Linked DNA regions of Homo sapiens: region 1 is linked to region 2. A link is an interaction called in ENCODE POLR2A ChIA-PET data of the cell type or tissue named here. Cell type or tissue: Caco-2. All regions are shown on one strand. Links, peaks and the distances in the headings refer to the core of each region. The heading gives the core; the rest is flanking DNA.

Region 1 (4,334 bases), core at 1-4,000, 200 kb after region 2:
CCAAGTGATCCTCCCACCTCAGCCTCCCAGAGTAGCTAGGACTACAGGTGCATGCCACCATGCGTGGATAATCTTTTTTATTTTTTGTGGAAATGGGATCTCACTCTGTTGCCCTGGTCTTCAACTCCTGGGCTCAAGCGATCCTCCCTCTTTGTCCTCTCAAAGTGCCAGGACTACAGGCGTGAGCCCTAAAGATGATCAGCAGTATCCTTAGAAGACGGATTTGACTGACTGGAGAAGGGAAGAAAGCTTGTGGTGACACGAGCAGACTGGAGTGATGCGCTTTGGAATCTGAAGATGTGAGAAAGCCAGGAGCCAAGGAAGGCAGAAGCAGCTCTAAAAGCTGGAAATGGAAAGAGGGAGGCCCTGTCTCAAAAAAACAAAAGAATAATCAAAGTCAAGACTGAGAAGCCAAGTGCCTGACCCAGAGAAACACCCACGAGGTCTGTTTCCTCTTCCCTCTCTCCAGGCCAGTTTTTAAATTGCTTGGTGTCTGTCCTCAGGAAATCCCCTTCCAGCTTGAGTAAGAGGCAACCTATCTCACTACCCCCACCCCTTCCACTGCACCCTTCTGCTTCCTCACAGGCCCCTAAGTTTTGTTTCGTCTGCTCCTCCTTCTCCACACAGCCAAGCAAGCCTGGGGAGATGACCCCAGGGCCAGCTGCACACGCTCTGCCTTGTCTAAGCCAGTAGATCTCAATGGGCGTCCATCACTACTGACTGGGAGCATTCAAAATACACAAGGCTGTTAGCTCCACTAAGCCAGTCTCTCCGGGGCTGGGATGCTGTGGCCCTGGCATTTTCATAAAGCTTTCCTGGGGGATTCTGAGAAAGGTCTCTTCAAGAGGCCACGGCAAGTGCCTGAGCCCCCAGGACTGCTGGGGCCTGGCCCGGCCTACATCCATTCCTCCCGTTGTGGGACAGAACAAAAGTCCTCACTGCTGAGCCACCTCAAGCCGGTGTGTTGTTACTGGCAGCTAAAGGCATCTGAGCAGCTACACCTACACATCTCAGTTCTCAAGAACTCAGCTTAAAAAAGCTTTTGCTATTAATAAGTTGTAGCTAAAATTTCCAAGAAGAGCATTTATAAAAAGCTCTTTGCAACTATGAAAAAACTACAAGGAAAACAATCTTCTATGGGGACTTGTCTGGCTTAACAGTTCACCTTTTTTTTTTTTTTTTTTTTGAGACGGGAGTCTCGCTCTGTTGCCCAGGCTGGAGTGGAATGGCATGATCTCGGCTCACTGCAACCTCCGCTTCCCGGGTTCAAGCGATTCTCTCGCCTCAGCTTCCAAGTAGCTGGGATTACAGGCGCATGCCACCACGCCCGGCTAATTTTTGTATTTTTAGTAGAGATGGGGTTTCTCCATGTTGGCCAGGCTGGTCTTGAACTCCTGACCTCAGGTGATCCGCTTGCCTCGGCCTCCCAAAGTGTTGGGATTACAGGCATGAGCCACTGCGCCCGGCCAACAGTTCACCATTTATTAAGTGCCACATTGGTTTCCAATACTCAGGTGCCAGGGATCTATTCACAATGGTGAACCCATACTGATCCAGCCCTGATCCACGCAGTTTAGATATGGCCAGGTGAGGTGGCTCACGCCTGTAATCCCAGCACTTTGGGAGGCTGAGGTGGGGGGATCGCTTGAGCCCAGGAACTCGAGAACAGCCTGGCCAACATAGCGAGATGCTGTCTCTACACAAAAAACACAAAAATGAGTTGGCCGTGGTGGCAGGCGCCTGTAGTCGCAGCTACCTGGGAGGCTGAGATGGGAGGATCACTGGAGCCCAGGGAGGTGGAGGCTGCAGTGAGCTGTGATTGTGCCACTCACTCCAGCCTGGGCAACAGAGTGAGACCCCATCTAAAAAAGAAAGAAAGGAGACCTACCATTACTCACCGTTTCCTCAAAGCAAACTTTGGGGCAGATCCACTTGACAAATGAGGAAAGTGAAGCCCAGAGTGGCTGGTTAAGCCACGGTCCCTGCCCTCAAGGCAGCCAGAGTCAAATGTCAGCTCTACAACCAGGGCTCAGGGCAGGCACAGGGCCGGGCCACATGCTGTGGGAGCAGGTTCCAGGGAGAAGCTGAGCGTTGCAGATGCAGCATCAGCCAGGGAAAGGATGGCGGGGGAGAGGCGCCGTCCACGCGGGAGGAAAGGCCTGTGTGAAGACAGGGAGGCCCACACAGCAGACATGCCTCTGGGTGCTAAGTGATCTGGTGCTTCTGAAGGGAGATGTTTATGTGTGAAGGAGTGACTTGGCAAGCCTGGGCTGTTCAAATCTGCACATTCCAAAGAGAGAAAATGGCCCTTGACCAGCTCCAGGAGAATCTCTATGTTCTTGAAATGTGCTGCCAGATAAGAGCGCCTTTGTTTACCTGGGGCCCCAGGCCACTCTAGAGAGTCCATGTTGACGCTGTGACCTAGAGTGGGGGCTTTGGGTCATACAGTATCAGCACGACCTCTGGAGGGGCTGGAGTCAGCAGACCTCAGTTCAGCCACACGGGTGCGCCATGTCCTCCCCACAACCCGGGCCGCCACTGCTCCGTAAGCGTTACCACACGCTGTTGCAGGGAGAACTGAGCACTGTCCGCGGGACTCTCTCTACCTGCAGAGGAGAGCTGGAAGCTCGTGCCTGGTCTCCCTTGGGGCTTTTGCATCTCTCCCCTTTGCTGTTTTCAGTCTGTATCATTTCTCCATAATAAACCGTGACCGTGACTGTGAGTAGAAAGCTTTGCTGAGCTCTGTGAGTCTTAGCTCATCACTGAGCCGCAGGGTGGTCTTGGGGACTGTGGGCCACGTGACAGGCGGGAGAATCTGGCAGACCCATACATACCATGCTAACGGTTCGGGCGTTATATTGAGGGAGCCACAGGCGGACTTTATGGGTGTGGGGGATGAACCGTAGGGGTAGAGGCTGGAGGCCAGGTGGCTTAGAGAAGACTGGGAGAAGGTCCAGGCCAAGAGCCTGAGGCCCGAACTGGAACTCAGAGAGGACAGCATCACAATTTGAGCAAAGTGTTAAATTTGCACCAAAACCACAGGGTCTGTCCAGGTTAACAGTGACAGGCCAGGCATGATGGCTCACACCTGTAATCCCAGTACTTTCGGAGGCCAAGGCAGGAGGATTGCTTAAGCCCAGGAGTTTGAGGCAAAAAACAAAAAACAAAAAGCCACAAATACTAGAACTTGGGAAGTTTCTCACAAATGCAAACTATTACGAGCTCTGATCCCGGAATTACCACATTTGCCAAAGGGGAGAGTTTCCTTACCAAAGAAGCTGATGGTGCTGGTGGCGGTGGAGGAAGCAGGGAGGAACCCAAACTGAGGGAGTGTTGCATTTCCAGGGAAAGGAGGAGGGTATGCCTGGGCCTGTGCTCAGGGCTGGGTGGCTGTGACCATCTGTAGTTCACCCAGGCAGGACACAGCTCCAGAGAAGCGCTGCCTTGAGGTCACCAAGGAAAGTGCTGGCAGAGCCGCCAGTCCCTTCCCTTCCTGCCTGCCTGCCCCAACATTTACCCTTGAGTTTCAAACAACACGGCCGCCTTCACAGCCCTGGGAACCCGGAGGAAGACCCGCTTGGGATTCAGATGCGGAATCATCTGAATTCAGGTGGGCATATCCCACCCCCATCTGTGAGAACCAGGGTTCTTTGCTGTCACCCCAGCCTTCGGTCAGCTCTACTACCTTACCTCCATCTGTGATTCTTGTGCCACTCCAAGTCCCAGTTTTTTTTTTTTTTTTTTTTTTTTTTTTTTTGAGATGGAGTCTTGCTCTGCCACCCAGGCTGGAGTGTGGTGGTGCGATCTTGGCTCACTACAACCTCCGCCTCCCGGGTTCAAGCAATTCTCCCACCTCAGCCTCCCGAGTAGCTGGGATTACAGGCGTGCACCACCATGCCCAGCTAATTTTTGTATTTTTAGTAGAGACGGGGTTTCACCATGTTAGCCGGGCTGGTCTTGAACTCCTGACCTCAGGTGATCTGCCCACCTTGGCCTCCTAAAGTGCTGTGATTACAGGAGTGAGCCACTGTGCCCGGCCCCCAACCCCTTTCCTTAGATGCCTGGGACAGGAGTCTGTGCCTGGGAAAGAATACAGGAGACCTCAGCTTTGGACCAAAAGGAAAGGAAGAATTAGGAAGGATGTGTGCTATGTGTGTGGGGGGGTAGACAGAAAAACGGCCCCCAAACATGCCCACACTCTGATCCAGGACCCTGTCAATGTGACCTTACATGGCAAAGGGACTTTGCAGATGTGATGAAGATAAAGAGGTTACCCTGGCTTATCCACGTGAGCCCCAGGTGACCACAGGGGTTCTTCAGGGAGGCAGGAGTCA
Region 2 (4,379 bases), core at 187-4,186:
CATCTTTAGTCTCATCCTTCAATTCTCTTCTCTTCTTTGTCCCCATTTCCATATTCTGCCGCAACCTTAACTCCACATCCACCTCCGCTTCCAGCCTTATTCCTGGCTTTCACCCTACCCCCATCTGTAACCCCAACTACTCCTCTTCCCTCCTCCTCTGGCAGATCCACTCCTCCATCTCTCTAGCCCTGAGGGGAGCCAAGATCTTGTCTGAAAATGTCGACTGCCATGTCGTTCCATTCTCCCTATTTGGCAAGAGCTTCATCCGACGCTGCCACCTCTCTTCAGACAGCTTCATCCAGATCGCCTTGCAACTGGCCCACTTCCGGGTCAGTTGGGTTCCCCATCCACAGCCCCCGCAGGGTCTCAGTCCACCTGAGCCCCCAAGACCTGCCCCTCCACGGTTCCTTGTGGTCGCTGCCATTGTGGGTCGGCCATCTTGAATTCTCTCTTCCAACCATTCTTGGGCTGGCTGGAGGAGGCTGGAGGTCTGGACAGAGATAGGTCAAGTCTGTAAGATCTCCTGAGCCCAGCTGACAGACTCCTCTTCTCCTCCCTGTCCCCCAGGACAGGGGTCAATTCTGCCTGACTTATGAGTCGGCCATGACTCGCTTATTCCTGGAAGGCCGGACGGAGACGGTGCGGTCTTGCACGAGGGAGGCCTGCAACTTTGTCAGGGCCATGGAGGACAAAGAGAAGACGGTGGGTGCAGCCCTCGCTTGAGGCTTCAGTTATTTCTGTGTACTCACTCATCCACTTGCAAACGTTGATGGGACCTACTGAAGCCAGCCTCCACGAGGAGCACAAGGGACAAGGGATGAATCGGACCTGGCCTCTGACTTCAAAGAGCTCACTGATGGGGGGAGACAGCCCAGCATAGTGTGATATCTGCTTTCATGGTGGTCTCACAGGGCACTGGGGGTGCACCCAAGAAGGAACCCCATTTCTTTTTTTTTGAGATGGAGTCTTGCTCTGTTGCCCAGGCTGGAGTGCAGTGGCACAATCTCGGCTTACTGCAACCTCTGCCTCTCAGGTTCAAGCGATTCTCATGCCTCAGCCTCCTGAGTAGCTGGAATTATAGGCACCCGCCACCATGCCCAGCTAATTTTTTTTTTTTTTTTTTGTATTTTTAGTAGAGACGGGGTTTCACCATGTTGGCCAGGCTGGTCTCGAACTCCTGACCTCAGGTGATCTCCCTGCCTCGGCCTCCCAAAGTGCTGGGATTACAGGCGTGAGCCAATGCACCTGGCTGGAACTCCATTTTTACAACGTAACTCTGCCCATTTAACCTCTTTGTGACTTGTGACCTTCCTTTGCACCCCTGTACCCTCTCTGCCCAGATCCCACCTGCCCTGCACCTCTTCTCCCTTGCCCTACACCTAGCCCCGCACCTACAAGGTATTGTGGTTCCATGGAAGGAGTTTGGACTCTGGGGCCAGACACACCTAGGAACCCGCCTGGCTCTCCCTGGCTGTGTGAACCTGGCCAAATGATTTCCCCTCTCTAAGCCTCAGTTCCCCATCTGTAAAATGGGGTTGATATTCCCACCTTGCAGGGATGTGGCAAACTCAGTTGAGGCCAGATGTGCCGCAGGCCCAGCCCTAAGTCGACTTCCTGTCTTTCCATGACCTGTGACCTCCCTGGGGACTGCAGGACCCACAGTGCCTCGCCCTGTTCCGCGTGGCAGTGGACAAGCACCAGGCTCTGCTGAAGGCAGCCATGAGCGGGCAGGGAGTTGACCGCCACCTGTTTGCGCTGTACATCGTGTCCCGATTCCTCCACCTGCAGTCGCCCTTCCTGACCCAGGTTGGGGCACAGGGAAAGGGTTAGAGAGGGAAGTGGGAGACCATGGAAGAAGGGAGAGGTTTCAGGGAAGGAGGGTGATGTTGAAAAAGGACCCATCAAGGCCGGGCACGGTGGCTCACGCCTGTAATCCCAGCAGTTTGGGAAGCCGAGGCAGGCGGATCACTTGAGGTCAAGAGTTCGAGACCAGCCTGGCCAACTTGGCGAAACCCTGTCTCTACTAAAAATACAAAAATTAGCTGGGTATGGTGACAGGCACCTGTAATCCCAGCTACTTGGGAGGGCTGAGGCAATAGAATCCCTTGAACCCGGGAGGCGGAGGCTGTAGTGAGCTGAGATCGCACCACTGCACTCCAGCCTGGACGACAGAGCAAGACTCTGTCTCAAAAAAAAAAAAAAAAGGAGGGTGATGTTGAGAAAGGATGCGTCAGCAGAGAAGTCAGTTGTGGGGGGGCGGCAAGGCAGAAGGCGGAGAGGCAACGGGACAACGGGAGCAGACAAAAGGGGAGAGGGTCAGTGGGGTGGGGATAAGAGGAAAGGGCGTGGTCAGAGGAGGGGCGTGGTCCGAGGGAGAAGAGGAGAGGGACGTGGGTGTGGGTGGTGAGACGAGTGAGGGGCGTGGCCAGATAGGGCGTGGTCAGGAGAAGGGCGTGGTTAGGGAGAAGGAGGCCCGGATTTACGGGTAAAAAAAAAGCCAGGGATGCAGGGAGTGAAGTGGAGCCAAGGGCCGGAACTGCAGATCTCTGTCCTGCACATGTGATGGGCTCCTGTCCTCAGGTCCATTCGGAGCAGTGGCAGCTGTCCACCAGCCAGATCCCTGTTCAGCAAATGCATCTGTTTGACGTCCACAATTACCCGGACTATGTTTCCTCAGGCGGTGGATTCGGGCCTGTGAGTGGAGCTGGGCGCGCTGGCCCCCAGAGGAAAGAGGGGGCTGGGGGGCCTGCACTCCTGCATAGTGGGGGTGGAGGGGACCGGAGCTATTTTCTTCCCTTCACTCTTTCCGTCTCCAGGCTGATGACCATGGTTATGGTGTTTCTTATATCTTCATGGGGGATGGCATGATCACCTTCCACATCTCCAGCAAAAAATCAAGCACAAAAACGGTGAGACAAACGTGTATACCCACCAACTCCCTCTTTCCTCAGGAACCAGGAGTCTGGGCCCCCAGCCCCTCCTCCCTCAGACCCAGGATTCCAGGCCCCAGCCCCTCCTCCCTCAGACCCAGGAGTCCAGGCCCCCAGCCCCTCCTCCCTCAGACCCGGGAGTCCAGGCCCCCAGCCCCTCCTCCCTCAGACCCGGGAGTCCAGGCCCCCAGCCCCTCCTCCCTCAGACTCGGGAGTCCAGGCCCCAGCTCCTCCTCCCTCAGACTCAGGAATCCAGGCCCTTAGCCCTCTTGTTTCTCAGCCTCCAGGATCCCATCTCCCAGCTTCCCCTGGCTCTGACCTGTTCTCCTTCCAGGATTCCCACAGGCTGGGGCAGCACATTGAGGACGCACTGCTGGATGTGGCCTCCCTGTTCCAGGCGGGACAGCATTTTAAGCGCCGGTTCAGAGGGTCAGGGAAGGAGAACTCCAGGCACAGGTGTGGATTTCTCTCCCGCCAGACTGGGGCCTCCAAGGCCTCAATGACATCCACCGACTTCTGACTCCTTCCAGCAGGCAGCTGGCCTCTCCAAGGAATAAGGGTGAAATTGCCACAGCTGGCTGACACAGGACAGGGGCAACTGGTTTGGCAACCCCACATCCAGGCCAATAAAGATGTGTGAGCTGGGTGTGTGGTGTCTGCTATGCTCTTGGGCAGGGCAGGGGTAGAAGAGGTAAGGACCAGGGTGGAGGAGGACAGAAGCTCCCATCCATTCCCAGGCCCAGCCAGGGATTCCCAGTTGCAGTCACAGCTTCAACCACAGCCCGCAACACCTGCCCAGTGTACTTCATTTCCAGCTTCACTCATACCAAACCCAACCCTCCAAGGCCAGTGCCAATCAAACACAACCTCACAAGTTCTCCTGAGCCTAATTCCTGCTGCCCCAACACCACTGTCCACCTCAAATCCATCTCCAGGCCGGGCGCGGTGGCTCATGTCTGTAATCCCAGAACTTTGGGAGGCCAAGGTGGGCGGATCATGAGGTCAGGAGATCAAGACCTTCCTGGCGAACACTGTGAAACCCCGTCTCTATTAAAAATACAAAAAAATTAGCCGGGCATGGTGGCGAGCACCTGTAGTCCCAGCTACTCGGGAGGCTGAGGCAGGAGAATGGCATGAACCCGGGAGGCGGAGCTTGCAGTGAGAAGAAATCGTGCCATTGCACCCCAGCCTGGGGGACACAGCAAGACTCTGTCTCAAAAAAAAAAAAAAAATCCATCTCCAAACCTAAAGATCCAGCCACCCCAATTGACAATCCCCAAACGAACCCACGAAAATTTTTATTACCCAACCCCAACTCCAGCCATTTCTTTTTCTTTTTCTTTTTTTGAGAGAGAGTCTTGTTCTGTCACCCAGGCTGGAGTGCAGTGGTGCAATCTTGGCTCACTGCAATCTCTGCCTCCTGGGTTCAAGCAATTCTCCTGCCTCAGC

The links. Peaks named below come from ENCODE experiments on the same cell type or tissue, not always from the same donor. Only the 100,000 strongest peaks of a DNase experiment are listed, where the experiment ranks them.
Region 1: POLR2A ChIA-PET joins it to region 2 with 5 read pairs; 5 of 35 experiments call an interaction of 5 or more read pairs at or near these places.

The regions. Positions count from the first base shown.
Region 1 is chr19:49,911,001-49,915,334 of GRCh38, forward strand. The region is part of intron 2 of NUP62 (nucleoporin 62); the gene reads right to left. It also overlaps a transcript of IL4I1 not described here. Among named protein-coding and RNA genes, the nearest start is that of ATF5, 16 kb to the right of the region's middle. RefSeq lists enhancers at 462-771, 1,420-2,271. In Caco-2, for the core only: no CTCF peak of the experiment used is centred there; a DNase peak (open chromatin) is centred at 2,421.
Region 2 is chr19:49,710,156-49,714,534 of GRCh38, forward strand. It overlaps CPT1C (carnitine palmitoyltransferase 1C), which reads left to right. Exons shown (of 20, transcript NM_001199753.2): 15 at 165-329; 16 at 568-702; 17 at 1,654-1,806; 18 at 2,581-2,694; 19 at 2,817-2,909; 20 at 3,265-3,576. The coding sequence ends at 3,450. Among named protein-coding and RNA genes, the nearest start is that of CPT1C, 21 kb to the left of the region's middle. In Caco-2, for the core only: no CTCF peak of the experiment used is centred there; DNase peaks (open chromatin) are centred at 2,426 and 3,496.